2 separate regions of the Homo sapiens genome follow, and region 2 is linked to region 1. A link is an interaction called in ENCODE POLR2A ChIA-PET data of the cell type or tissue named here. Cell type or tissue: HepG2. All regions are shown on one strand. Each heading gives the region's core, and the rest is flanking DNA. Links, peaks and the distances in the headings are about the cores only. Region 1 overlaps WBP1L (WW domain binding protein 1 like). Region 2 has its middle 6.2 kb from the start of CYP17A1-AS1.

Region 1 (7,084 bases), core at 972-5,971:
CCACCTGCAGAATGTCCTCATTACCTGTGCACTTATTCTACTTTCCCTAGCTGACTGTAAACCCCTTGAGGGCAGGGATGGAGTTTATACCTCTTTGTATCCACAACATGCTTTGGGTAGAACAGGTGCACAGGACTTTTCAGATGCTGAGTGTTGCTCCTAAGAAACCTTCGACATTACCCAATCAATATCTTCTGGATAAACATGAAATAGAATTCGTTCAAATCATGACTAAGAACATTCTGTTGCAATACTGTTCTCCGAAAATTAGTAATCCCTTTGTTAGGTACACATAATGGAATTTCTCTTAACCAGAAAACCTATTTTCTGATCTTGTCAGATAATAAAGGGATAGCATGCCTAATTGTTTGTTATATCTAAAATTTGGTATATAGTGCCATACCCAAAAAGTTCACCAGGTGACTATCTTCTTCTGAGCTCTGGCTCATCTAAGCACAAAAAGCATTTTTTTTAGTCAACACTGTAGCTTCCATGAGCTGTCTAACTGTCCCTTGCATGAAAGAACTAATAAATCCTACAGTTTATCTGCCCTTTACAGACACTGAAATCATGCCATGCTCATTATTAGAAAGAAGGGCCCTGAGGTCTTCCTCCTTCTTGGTACCCATAAAAGACACCCATACCTGGTGAACTAAGGTCCTTATCTTGCCCCAGGCAAATTCAATGCCAAGACTCAAGAGATGAATGACAGCTTCCCTTGTCATCTGCAGAAGAAAACAAAAACAACTCTCCCAACCTGATCTGTCCGGAATGCTCTTTCCCCAACTCACATGTCTGGTAAACTCTCCTCCTCATCCTTCAAGAGTCAGATCAGATATCGGCTTCTCAGGAAAGCCTCTCCTAGCCTGATTCAGATACCTGCCCCCACGCTCTGCTCTCCCAGTCCCTGGGCGTTCCTCTGTTGTAGTCTCAGCATGCTGGCTTGTAATTATTTCCATGCCGCCCAGCTCTGGAGGACAGTCTCTCAAAGTGTGGCCGGAAACAACCGGGATCAGAAACACCTGGGGAACTTCACAGAAATGCATATTCTGGGGCCCTGGCCCAGACATAAAGAATCTACATTTTTTTTGGCCGGGCCTGGTGGCTCATGTCTATAATCCCAGCACTTTGGGAGGCCGAGGCGAGCGGACCACTTGAGGTCAGGAGTTTGAGATCAGCCTGGCCAGCCATGGTGAAACCCCATCTCTATTAAAAATACCCAAAAAATTAGCTGGGCGTGGTGGCACATGCCTGTAGTCCCAGCTACCTGGGAGGCTGAGGCAGGAGAATGGCTTGAAACCGGAAGGCAGAGGTTGCAGTGAGCTGAGATCGCACCATTGCACTCCAGCCTGGGTGACAAGAACGAGACTCAACAAGAATGATTTTTTTTTTTGAAATGGAGTCTCGCTCTTGTCGCCCATGCTGGAGTGCAATGGTGGGGCCTCTCGGCTCACTGCAACCTTCCCCTCCCGGGTTTAAGCGATTCTCCTGCCTCAGCCTCCTGAAAAGCTGGGATTAAGGGGTAAGCAGCATTTTATCTCCTACCTAGGCAGGCTAGAAAGAAACATGCCCCAAGGAGAACAATGCATTAATCATACTCTACTCTCAGACATTGAGCCGCACAGTCTAGGTAGTGAGAAAAATCCAGGATTTGGGAAAGACTCAAGTTAAAAAACAGCAACAAAAATCTTCAATTACCCTTTCTCTAGACAATTGAGCAATGCTGGGCAAATGGCTTAACTTCTCTAAGCCTCAGCATGCACCTCTGTACAAACAGAATAATCCTACCACATAAGACACAGGATTAAGGGGAAAAAACAATCATATGGATTAAGGGAAAAAAATAAATCAAAGTGCATACATATGTACGATAAAGATGAATTTTATGTGTGTGTGTGTGCATTATGTGTCATTTTTTCTTAAACAGAATTATCACCAAGTGATCTTTAGAAGGCTACATGGCTCCAATAAAGAACATAGTTACACTGTCTGACAGAAAATACTAGAAATATACAAAATATGTAACCAAAACTACTCCAAGATTGTACAGGCAACATTTGAGTCACAGAAGCCTAGGGCAGGAAGGGCCTTCGGAGGTCTTCTAAATTCTGCCTTCCACCAGGCAACTGTTCAGACACAAGAGCTAAAGGTTCACCTGCTGTTGATCCTCTCAGATCCTTCCCAAAACAACCATCCCAACCCTTCACTCTCCTTGAAGAGTTTAATGCTACCCACTGCTTCATTCTCTCACTACATGTCCAAGTAACTGGACACAAGCCCTCGCCCTCTTGCCACCTCAGTATATAAGATTAACAGTGTCTCGGTAGAGTAAGAGGTGGCCTCCCAGCTGTACGTCACTGCACAATGGCAGTCACTGACTACAGATGCAAGAGCTCACTCCCCTGGCTGTGGGCTCCTGCCCAGCACACCTGGCTCCTGTCAAGGTATCAGTCCCTTCGCTTCTCGTTTCCTGCACCCCTGCAGTGTTGCATCCTTTGGGAATGAGTAGATCAAAGTAAGAGTTATGTCTACTCTCTACCAGCCCAGGTGCTAACGTTCACATACATTCTTTCGTGGAATCCCTGTGTGACCTCAGAGATGAGGTTCAGAACAGTTAAGGGCCTGCCCAAGACCTCAGGGAAGCTGGGATATGAACGCAGGTCTTTCCAGCTCCCAGCCCACTCTTTCCACTCTGTTAGGCAGTTTTCACCCTACCAGCCTGCTGACACAGCATGAGACGCTTCATCCAGCTTCATCCTATTTCCAACACTGCTTGAAATCCTCTCCAGGGCTCACTCTGCCCATAGGTTAAAAGGACAGCCTTTCTGGCCAGGCACAGTGGCTCACGCCTGTAATCCTAGCACTTCGGGAGGCTGAGGTGGCCGGATCACCGGAGGTCAGGAGTTCGAGACCAGTCAGACCAACATGGCGAAACCCCGTCTCTACTAAAAATACAAAACTTAGCCGGGTATAGTGGCACATGCCTGTAATCCCAGCTACTCAGGAGGCTGAGGCAGGAGAATCGCTTGAACCCAGGAGACAGAAGTTGCAGTGAGCTAACGCCACTACACTCCAGCCTGGGCAACAGAGTGAGACTCCATCTCAAAAAAAAAAAAAAAAAAAAAAAAAAGGACAGCCTTTCTTGTGGGGGCAGAAGGGATGTTCAGAGTGGTCACCTCTCTGCCCATCAGCTGTGTCAACGCAACACTCTGAAGATAACAAGAGCTGTAATGGAATGTTTGGGGCTTTTCAGAGGAGCTTCCTTTGAACAGAACTGTAGGCAACTCAAGGGAGAGTTGTCCACCTAGCACTTTTCTCAGAGTGAGGGCAACCAGTGGTCCCTAGCAGCTCCCCTCTAGGGCTTCTGCTGTGAGCTCATCTGTGGCTTTTCCTCACCCAGGAACAGGCAGCAGAGGGTGTGTGCTCCCTCCCCACCCCTTATGGCCAGCAGCTGCTGGTTACAGTTACACATTCCGATACAGACATGCCTCTCAGACGAAGAGGGGGTGGGGGTGTCTGACTCTCAGAAGCCCTGGAACAAATAGTTGGCAACAGCTGTGTTCTCAGCAGACAGCAGTTGGTGGCTTGCTACTGTTCTCTCATTCCACACTGCTTTACCGGCTGGAATGAATGCAGTGCTCCCACTTCAAAGGGCGGCTCACCGAGCAATCAAGTCTCTGCCACAGGGGTCTTTTTGAAAAACTGGTCAGTAAGGCCAAAATGGGGTCAATTCCACACCCCTTCCCCTGAGGCGTCGGGAACGTCCCTCAGCTGCACAGCCCCAGGCACATGCTTGAAAGGAAGAAAGCCTTTCCTTTAAAAGAAGAACGGAGCCCTCACCCCACCCCCAACACAGAGTCCCTTCAGAACCAGAGGACTGTGAGGAAATCTCCACTAACTAGCCAAATCAAAATGGAGAAGGAATAAAAGGGGTTTGGAGCAAGAATCGCACTCTGCCTCTCCCCTTCCCCAGCCCCATTCTTCAGCTGTTTCTCCGTGAAGTTTCCAAAGCAGTTTTACAGTGTCTGATGGAAAATCAGAACTGGTCAGCCCTAGAGAAACCTCGGGGACGTAGAGGGTTAAGAACACGGTGGCTCTGAAAGTAAGGAGCAACTAGCAAACAAGAAGGGAGACTGGAAAGTTCTGTGTGGGAGCTGGCCTGGTCTAACTGAGAGGCATTTGCTAAAATATTCCCTCCACCCAAAGCAGTAGTACAATAAACAAGCTCCCACCCCTTCTTCCCTTCCAAACCCGATCCGTGCAGAAACAATTACCTGTCTAAGACCCAAAAGGAAAGGCATCCTGCAAGAGCATCGTCCACACTAACGTTGGAACAAAGGGCTCTTAAAAGTTAAGGTCTTGGAATGAGCATTGCCCCTGGTGGGCCTGTGTGTGCGGTGGTCCTGGTTCACCGGCCTTCTTTAGCAAAGCAGACAAAGTAAACAGAGTCCTGGGACCGAGCAGGCACACTGTCTCCTGCTCTCCTCGCTACTCCCCCTGCCTGGCTCTGGCCCACCCCCACCTTCTCGTGACATATCTCAGACGCAGCAAAGCCGAAGCTGTCTGCCAAGGGGGAAATGACATCAGTTCAGGCGCAGCAGAAAAAACTTCAGACAGCTGCACTGGAATACTGAGGAGGATGTGCTGCAGACCCGCGATGCCCAGCCCTGGACCCACCTAGAGCCAGAGCCCACTGTGGGAGGATGGTGGGGGCTGCAGATGGGAGCAGGCTGCTGCAACCCCTTGGCTCTAAGCAGGCTGGGGGGTACATAAATCAAGTCTCTAAAGCTGAAAACAGGAACACTGCTCTGAATAAGGACTGACTTTGTAGCTCCTAGAGTATTGTTTCTCCTCCCTGGGAAAGAAAATCAAGTCCAGTGTCTGTCAGTTTCACAGAAACTTTTCCACCCCCACCCCTGCCAGAGTCGGTGCTCAGTAAATAATAGGACATGAAGCCTGGCTGTCCCAACTTTCTCTAGGGAATGAGGCAATTCGCAGCGGGGGCTTGGAGAGGCACCTTTTCCCCAGCTAAGGTACGACACGCTACCTTGGACACTGACCTTTCGAGCCCTCGCTTCCACCGGAGAGTTTATATTTCATAAACAAACTGCGCAAGTACAGGTGCCAACATCTTTCCTCACTTGTCTTATAAAAGGTACAACAAGTCCCACCGCAGCCTCCAAGTTGCCAGAAAGGCAGATCATCTATATTTAAACCAACTCTTGGTTCAGAAAAGTTCACCGCCTTAGGTTTGTCGTGCTTTCTTCACTAAGTTCAGCTCAGGGAGACAAGAGTTCTCTAACGCAAGCTTTGCACAAGCAAGGGCCCTGGGGATGGTGTCCTGCTCTGACTTTCCCTAGTCGGTGGTGTAAGCCAAATCCCTTCTGGCTACCCTCCCTGAAACAGGAGGTCACAGCAGCTCTCCCTCGGCCTGAATCCTCTACCAAAGACAACACTTGCACAGCACAAAAGGTCCATGTTTGGGTTCGGATTTCCAGAAATGACTCAAGGAGAACAATCTTCAGAGGAGCTTTATAAATCGAAAGTTACTTTTTTTTTTTTTTTTTTTTTTTTGAGATAGGGTCTCACTCTGTTACCCAGGCTGGAGTACAGTGGTGTGATGATCTTGGCTCACTGCAACCTCTGCCTTCCGAGCTCAAGCGATCCTCCCACCTCAGCCTCCCAAGGAGCTGGTACCACAGGCACGTGCTACCATGCGCAGCTAATTTTTGTTTTTTTGTGTAGAGATGGGGTTTCGCCATGTTGCCCAGGCTGGTCTTGAACTCCTGGGCTCAAGTGATCTGCCCACCTTAGCCTCCTAAAGTGCTGGGATTACAAAAAGTTACTTTTCAATAACTTCCTCAGCTACAAATTAATTACACTGTCCAGGACTCAAAGCAAGTATATTTCATCTTTCCTTTCATTTTCTGCAACAATTTTCTTTCATGATACTTATCCAAGGCCTCCATGGTAGTGGCACTGTGCTGGGCATGATCCATGTAAGTCAGAAATGATTCTTGCAAATTAGTACCTATAACCCCCAACCTAGGACAATAAATTAGGAGCACATGACACGTACAGCACAGTGAGGTGCCAAAAGCACTGTTTGATCATTAGAATCCAGCCAGACACACAACGTGTTTACCGCAGGTCCCCAATGATGGTCAAGGTCACATTGACTTTCCTGACAAGAAAATGAATGTGCCAAACTGGCTGAACCATTTCCTTGAGACTCACTGAAAGAATGGATCACAGCTTCATTGCTAGAGGAAAAGGTGGCTGATGTGTAAAAGAAGTGGCTCCTGCTGCTGCCGGTGTTTGGGGACTGGGAAGCCATTCTTCAGCACATACATATTCTCAAGACATGGTCAGTCTATCCCAGGCCTTGTCACCACTCTCACAACCAGGCCAAACTGCCATACAGACAAGGCTGGACATCAAGGCACAGCCGCCCAGGGAACAGCAATGAGGCTGCTTTCAACCCCTTCCTTTCACTTCCTCGGTTCCCTGGCAACCACTGAGAACCACAAAACATACGCAGCACTAACTTTGGCAATCAAACTGATGGAAACAGCATCCTCATCCCCTCATGGGCAATGTAATCTGCACTGATCTAACAAGACAGACTGGCACCTGAAATTCTCCAGAAAGAGTGCCATGGCATAAGTGTACCATTCATTCACTCACTCCACGCTCACTGAATGCCTACAGTGTGCCAGGCATTGTTTTAGGCACTGGGGATGCCACTATGACCAAAACACACAATAAACCTTGCTCTAATGGGCTATGAAGTGTTCCATATTTTTCTTCCTTCCTTTTTTTTTTTTGTTTTGTTTTTTTAAGAGATAGGGTTTTGTTCTGTCACCCTAGGCTCAAGTGATCCTCCTGCCTCATCCTCCCAAAAAGCTGGCACTACAGGCACACGCCACCACGCCACCACACTCAGCTAAGTTTTTTTAATTTTTATTTTTTGTAGAGACAGGGTCTCACTATGTTGTCCAGGCTTGAACTCTTGTCCTCAAGTGATCCTCCTGCCTCAGCCTTTCAAAGTGTTAAGATTACAGGCATGAGCCACTAAGCTTGG
Region 2 (7,084 bases), core at 829-5,828, 49 kb before region 1:
CTTGGCTCACTGCAACCCCTGCCTCCTGAGTTCAAGTGATTCTCCTGCCTCAGCCTCCAAAATAGCTGGGATTGCAGGCGTGTGCCACCATGCCCAGCTAATTTTGTATTTTTAGTAGAGATGAGGTTTTGCCATGTTGGTCAGGCTGGTCTCGAACTCCTGACCTCAGGTGATCCACCCATCTCGGCCTCCCAAAGTGCTGGGATTATAGACATGAGCCACAGCGCCTAGCCTGTTTTTTGTTTTGTTTTGTTTGGGTTTTTTTGTTGTTGTTTTTTGTTCTGTTTTTTGAGTGACATGGTCTCACTCTGTTGCCAGGCTGATTGCAGTGGCACAATCATGGCTCACTGCAGCCTCAACCTCCCAGGCTCAAGTGATCCTCCCACCTCAGCATCCCAAGTAACTAGGACTACAGGCACACATCACCAGGCCTGACTAATGTTTTACTTTTTGTAGAGATGGGGTTTTGCTGTGTTTTCTAGGCTGGTCTCAAACTCCTAAGCTCAAGCGCTTCTCCCACCTCAGCCTCCCAAAGTGTTTGGATTATAGGCATGAGCCGCTGTGCCCAGCTGGTTTGTATTTCTGAAAGATCGCCGTAGTTGCTGTGTGGAGAATGTTCTGCTAAGGGATGGGAGTGGGAGCAGGAGAACAGTTAGGAAGGAGGCTGTTGTGCTGGTCCAGGAAAGCCAGATGTTGATGAGTTAAACCACGGCCACAGCAGTGGAAACAGTGAGAAGTGGTAGGATTGAGTTTATCTTTTGTTTTCTGTTTGTTTGTGTGTGTGTGTGTGTGTGTGTGTGTGTGTGTGTGTGTGTGTGTTTTGAGACAGACTCTTGCTCTTTCACACAGGCTGGACTGCAATGGCACAATCTCAGCTCACTACAACCTCCACCTCCCTTGAGCGATTCTGCTGCCTCAGTCTCCCAAGTAGCTGGAATTACAGGCGCCTGGATAATTTTTTTATTTTTACCAGAGATGGGGTTTCGCCATGTTGGCCAGGCTGGTCTCGAACTCCTGACCTCAAGTGATCCCACCTCAGCCTCCCAAAGTGCCAGGACTACAGGTGTGAGCCACCGAGCCTGGCCTGAGTTTATATTTTGAAAGTAGGGCAGGCCGGGCGTGGTGGCTCGTGCCTGTAATTCCAGCACTTTGGGAGTCCGAGATGGGTGGATCGCCTGAGGTGTGGAGTTCTAGACTAGCCTGCCCAACATGGCAAAACCCCGTCTCTACTAAAAATACAAAAAATTACCCGGGCGTGGTGGCAGGCACCTGTAGTCCCAGCTACTCGGGAGGCTGAGACAGGAGAATGGCGTGAACCCCGGAGGCGGAGCTTGCAGTGAGCGGAGATCGCGCCACTGCACTCCAGCCTGGGCAACAGTTCAAGACTCTGTCTCAAAAAAAAGAAAAAAGGAAAAGAAAAAGAAAGTAGGGCAAAAGTGTTGTTTGTTTTGATCCAAATAGGCTTCACTGCATGTTACCTCACAGGTTCGACCTTGGGGGAGTGTATGTGACCCACAGACTGGACCTGCCGTTGCCATCCCTCTGTCTTGGTCTGCAAAGACCAAGACTGGTGTGTCCCCCTTTCCTCACCCTTCCCTGGGGTAAACACTGCCAGGTAAGGGCTTCTACAGCTGTCTTCTGCAGCAGTGCCTGGGTTCCACCTCCTTCTCCCCACTCAAAAACCCCAGGAAGTCTGTAAAAGCTTCCTCACTAGGGCTGGGTGCAGTGGCTCACGCCTGTAATCCCAGCACTTTGGGAGGCCGAGGCGGGCAGATCACGAGGTCAGGAGATCGAGACTGTCCTGGCTAACACGATGAAACCCCGTCTCTACTAAAAATACAAAAAATTAGCCGGGCATGGTGGCGGGCACCTATAGTCCTAGCTACTCGGGAGGCTGAGGCAGGAGAATGGCATGAACCCGGGAGGGGGAGCTTGCAGTGAGCTGAGATCGCGCCACTGCACTCCAGCCTGGGCAACAGTGCGAGACTCCGTCTCAAAAAAAAAAAAAAAAAAACAAAGCTTCCTCACTAGAAAATGAAGCCCTGACTCCTTTATATCTGGAAACTGGTATATTTAAACCTTGGTCATTGGCCAGTCTGCAAATGAATGTCCTGAGACATCCCGGAAGAAACTGACCCTTTTAGCCTAGAGAGAGGCCCCATCCCCAGCTCCCTGGTGCCAGCCAGACCAGGGTCAGGTCATCAACAACCCAGTCCTTCCCCTCTGACTAGACAGAAGGACGTCAGCAGAGCATGGCTGATACCCTGCCTAGCTAAGTCTTAGAGAGAAGACGTCCCTATAGGGAGCAAGACAAGGTTTTCAGTTACGACACTACCTTCTTCCTTATAAAGAGCTTTGTTAATCAGGTGGCAGTGGACCGTTCCCTACTATTCCCTAACTCGGTCTTGGCCTTCATCTGCCATTTACCCTGGGACTTTGCTAAAGAGCCTGCAGGAGGCCAAGTGTGGTGGCTTATGCCTGGAATTCCAGCACTTTGGGGGGCCTAGGCAGGAGGATCCCTTGAGCCCAGGAGTTCGAGAGCAGCCTGGGCAACAGAGTGAGGCCCTGTTTCTACAACACTTAAAAAAAAATTGGCCGGGCGCGGTGGCTCATGCCTGTAATCTCAGCACTTTGGGAGGCCGAGGCAGGCAGATCACAAGATCAGGAGATCGAGACCATCCTGGCTAACACGATGAAACCCTGTCTCTACTAATGATACAAAAAATTAGCCGGGCGTGCTGGCAGGCGCCTGTAGTCCCAGCTAATCGGGAGGCTGAGGCAGGAGAATGGCGTGAACCTGGGAGGCGGAGCTTGCAGTGAGCAGAGATCGCGCCACTGTACTCCAGCGTGGGCGACAGAGCAAGACTCTGTCTCAAAAAAAAAAAAAAAAATTACCCAGGCATGGTGGCATACCTGTAGTCTCAGCTACTCAGGAGGCTGAGGTGGGAGGATTGCTGGACCCCAGGAGGCCGAGGCTGCAGTGATCTGAGATCGTGCCACTGCACTGCATCCTAGAGCAAGACCCAATCTCTAAAGAAAAAGAAAGAAAGAAGAAGAAGGATTAGTATTTCACTTTCCTGCCATTCAATGTTCTGGTTCAATAGTTGGAGAATGAAAGAGTGCATATGTGTGTTGGGGGGCAGAGTGAGAGAGAGAAAGAGATGAAGATATATGGGAACCTATAGACAGACAAACAGATATAGATAGATGTAATATGCACCAGGTCAGTATCTGTCAAAGTGTGGCTCACAGACCCCTTGAGCCAGACTCATCTGAGAAACTTACTTAAGAACACAGACTCTGGTCCCTATCTTTCATGCATTGAGTACACTCTGGGAGCAGGGCCTGGAAATCTGCATTTTACAGGCTATCCAGGTGAATCTTGTACACACTGCTGCGCACCCCCCCCGAGTCCTCAAGTGACATTGTGTGAGATTCTTGCAAACTTGCGATGTTTTCCATCCCAGTTAAACCCACCCACCACTTCCACAGAGGACACAGATCTTCTGCTAATTGCTTATCTCTTCATCACTAGTCTACAAAATGCCTTTCAGGCCAAGCACAGTGGCTCACACCTGTAATCCCAACACTATGGGAGGCCAAGGTGGGCACAACGCTTGAGCTCAGGAATCTGAGACCAGCCTGGCCAACATGGTGAAACCTCGTCTCTAGCTGGGCATGTTGGCGCACACCTCTAGTTCCAGCTACTCAGGAGGCTGAGGTGGGAGAATCGCTTGAACCCAGGAGGTGGAAGTTGCAGTGAGCCAAGATTGTGCCACTGCACTCCAACTGGGTGACAGAGTGAGTGAGAGAGACGCCGTCTCAAAAAAAAAAAAAAAAAAAAAAAAAAAAAGCCTTTCAAATTCTGAGCAAATCTGAAATACTTAACTTTCCTCCAGCCAATCTTATTCCCCTCTGCTTTGAGCTGAGGATAGCTTGACTCGATCCAGCACCCAGCTGATGGGGGCAGAGGAACCGGGAGAGGGAAGGGACAAACTCCAGTATAGCCTTTCCCTTGGGCTCACTGTGGTGTCAGCATCTCTCCCAGGCTGCTTGTGATGGGGGCTGGGGTCAGCTGCCCACAAGCTCTCCTACGGACTTCATTTTTTTTTTGAGACAGGGTCTCACTCTGTCACCCAGGCTGGAGTGCAGTGGTGCAATCATGGCTCACCGCAGTCTGGAACACCTGGGCTCAAGAGAGCTTCCTGCCTCAGCTTCCTGGGTAGCTGGGACTACAGGTGTGTGCCACCACTCTGGCTAATTTTTAAGTTTTTTGAAGAGATGGGGATCTTATTATGTTGCCCAGGCTGGTCTCAAACTCATGGCCCCTAGTGATCCTTCTGCCTTGGCCTCCCAAAATTCTAGGATTACAGATGTGAGCCACTGTGTCCTGTCTAAACCTTCATTTTGAAGGAAACTGAGGGCCATTGTGTGGGCTGGGTATAGGGTATGACTTGCCCCAGATCACACAGCTACGTAGCAGCAGGGCTGGGACCAGAACTCAAGATTTCAATGGTGCATGGTGGGGAGCCAGCCATGCTTTCCCACCTGTCCCCTGTGGTCATGCAGAAGGGCTCTTGGGATATTTGGCCGGGAGAGTACCTTTCAGGCAAGCGGAGTGACCTTTTAGAAAATGACTTTATGAACTTTGACTCCTGCCCAAACTGTGCTCTCCCGTCTGGAAGGCCTTTTCACCACTGATCTAAACCCACCTGCCTTGAGGCTCAGACACATTTTTTATGACTCCTGAGTCCACCATGACCATCCCTCTTCAGCACTCAGCTTCTGTTCCTTGGTACTGAACCTAAACTGAACCTTGGCATCTGAGCATCTGCCTGGACTTGAAATGGGTGGGGCCCCCCACAGACACTGTCCACCTCCTGTACCTCTGGAGTTCAAGACTGAGCCTTCTCATGTTCTTTATCCTGCATATCAGCACCTGACAAATAGAAGGGTAGACAAACAAGAGTGATGCAGGACAGGCAAGCCCTAAAATTGGGGCTTAGCCCAGGAGGGTTCATGGCTTCACCCAGAAAGAATTCCAGCAAGCAGCAGTGGTGGTAGCCAGCAAGCCGCAGTGCACAGAGCAGCAGAGGTACTGCTCCTTGTGGAGCAGGGCTACCCAGAGGCAGTGTGCCCAGAAGAGCAACGCAGGGGCAGGGCTGCACTCATATGGACATCTACTTTTAATTATATGCAAATTAAGGGGTGGATTATGCAGAGATTTCCAGGATGAGGGTAGTAACTTCCAGGTCATCAGGTCGTTGCCACGAAAAGGGATGGTAACTCCTAGGTTTTGCCATGGCAATGGTAAACTGACATGGCACACTGGCAGGCATGTCATGGAAAGCTGCTTCTGCCCCCCTACCTGTTTTAGCTAGTCCTTAATTTGGTTCCATGTCCGAGCCCCGCCTCCTACCTCAAGAGGACTGAATCAAATGCTCTAAATCACTTGGTTAATTGGCCCAATGATAGTAAATAAATTCTATCTCCTTATGCAGAAGGAAGCCCAGATCTTTGACAAAACTGGAAGGTCTTTGCCAAGACCCCACAGTTAACCGTCTGAGCCTCAGACTGTCCTTAACCAGTGATGTGATGATAAATAAATGTTTAACAACCAGGTCTGGGAGGGGCGGGGGTGTGCGGAATAGCCTTGATTTGTAATGTTTGCTGATTACTGTGGTGTAGATACTCCCAACGTGACCAATTTTAAACTACCAATGTGATGCCAGTAAACAGGGTTGGAAAGAGACACATAGTAGCATTATATGTTCTTTACCGTTGTTATTATTACATAGTAAATGCCATTATGTAGTATTTCCACCATACTGATAGGTAAATGTAAATAACCTCAAGGGCACAGATAACAGTAACATGTAGTAAAATAACTAGGAAATGATCAGTTTTGAGTATCTATTACCTTTGTTTTTAATATAACTCAATTGTAGGTTTAAGTTTTTTAAATTGGCTGTTTCATATAAACAGCTCATAAAATTCCTGAAAATTTAAAAATCAGTTCTAGTGAGCTATTAAGAGCCAACCCTCCCAGGAGAAATGGGCCACGCTTGTCTTAAAGAAAAGCAGTTCCTGGCTGGGCGAAGTGGCTCATGCCTGTAATCTCAGCACTTTGGGAGGCCGAGGCAGGTGGATCACCTGAGGTCAGGAGTTTGAGACCAGCCTGGCCAACTTGGTGAAACCCCGTCTCTACTAAAAATACAAAAATTAGCGGGGTGTGGTGGCGTGCACCTGTAGTCCCAGCTACTCGGGAGGCTGAGGCAGGAGAATCACTAGAACTAGGTGGAGGTTGCAGTGAGCCGAGATTGTGCCACTGCACTCCAGCCTGTGAGACAGAACAAGACTCCGTCTCAAAACAGACAAACAAAAAACGAAAAGGAGTTCCTGGGCTGGGGACAGTGGCTCACCACACCAGCACTTTGTAATCCCACCACTTTGGGAAGTCAAGGTGGGTGGATCTCTTGAGCTCTGGAGTTCCAGACCAGCTGGGCAACATGGTAAAACCCCATCACTACAAAAAAATACAAAAAATTAGCCAGGTGTAGTGGCACATACCTGTGGTCCCAGCTGGTCCCAGTTACTTGGGAGGCTGAAGTGGGAGGATCACATTGAACCCAGGAGGTCAAGGCTGGCAGTGAGTGCGCCACTGCGCTCCAGCCTGGGTGACATAGCAAGAACTTGTCTCAAAAAAAAAAAAAAGAAAAAAGAGAAAGAAAAGCAGTTCCCCTGAGTCTCCTTGTTGACAGGAGGGAAATCCTTCCCTATTGTGGGAGGGTGAGAGTGAGTGAATGTTCTATCAGCCTCTGGTGGCCACAAAACCTGAGGCAAATGAGGAGCCCTCTCTGCAGTCACACTCGTAGATGTTAGCGCCCTTCTCTGGAGGGTGGGGATCCAGTCACAGAGGCCGTGCAGTGGGGTGGGAAGCGCAACGGATAAATTGGACCCAGACCACCCCGGTGCTCTGCCCCAGCTCCCGTTTCCTGACCCTGGATCTTAGGCCCATCACTAACTTCCTGAGCCTCAATTTCCCCATGGATAATGTGGGGGAACCTAACACCTGCGCTGCCCA

The links. ChIA-PET counts read pairs that join two places held together with the same protein. Peaks named below come from ENCODE experiments on the same cell type or tissue, not always from the same donor. Only the 100,000 strongest peaks of a DNase experiment are listed, where the experiment ranks them.
Region 2: POLR2A ChIA-PET joins it to region 1 with 5 read pairs; 10 of 35 experiments call an interaction of 5 or more read pairs at or near these places.

What each region holds. Positions count from the first base shown.
Region 1 is chr10:102,773,608-102,780,691 of GRCh38, reverse strand. All of the region lies in intron 1 of WBP1L (WW domain binding protein 1 like), which reads right to left. Among named protein-coding and RNA genes, the nearest start is that of WBP1L, 33 kb to the right of the region's middle. RefSeq lists enhancers at 3,489-4,020, 4,021-4,552, 5,085-5,616. In HepG2, for the core only: no CTCF peak of the experiment used is centred there; DNase peaks (open chromatin) are centred at 3,511, 4,431 and 5,021; H3K4me3 peaks cover 1,757 bases.
Region 2 is chr10:102,822,900-102,829,983 of GRCh38, reverse strand. No RefSeq gene overlaps it. Among named protein-coding and RNA genes, the nearest start is that of CYP17A1-AS1, 6.2 kb to the left of the region's middle. In HepG2, for the core only: no CTCF peak of the experiment used is centred there; no DNase peak of the experiment used is centred there.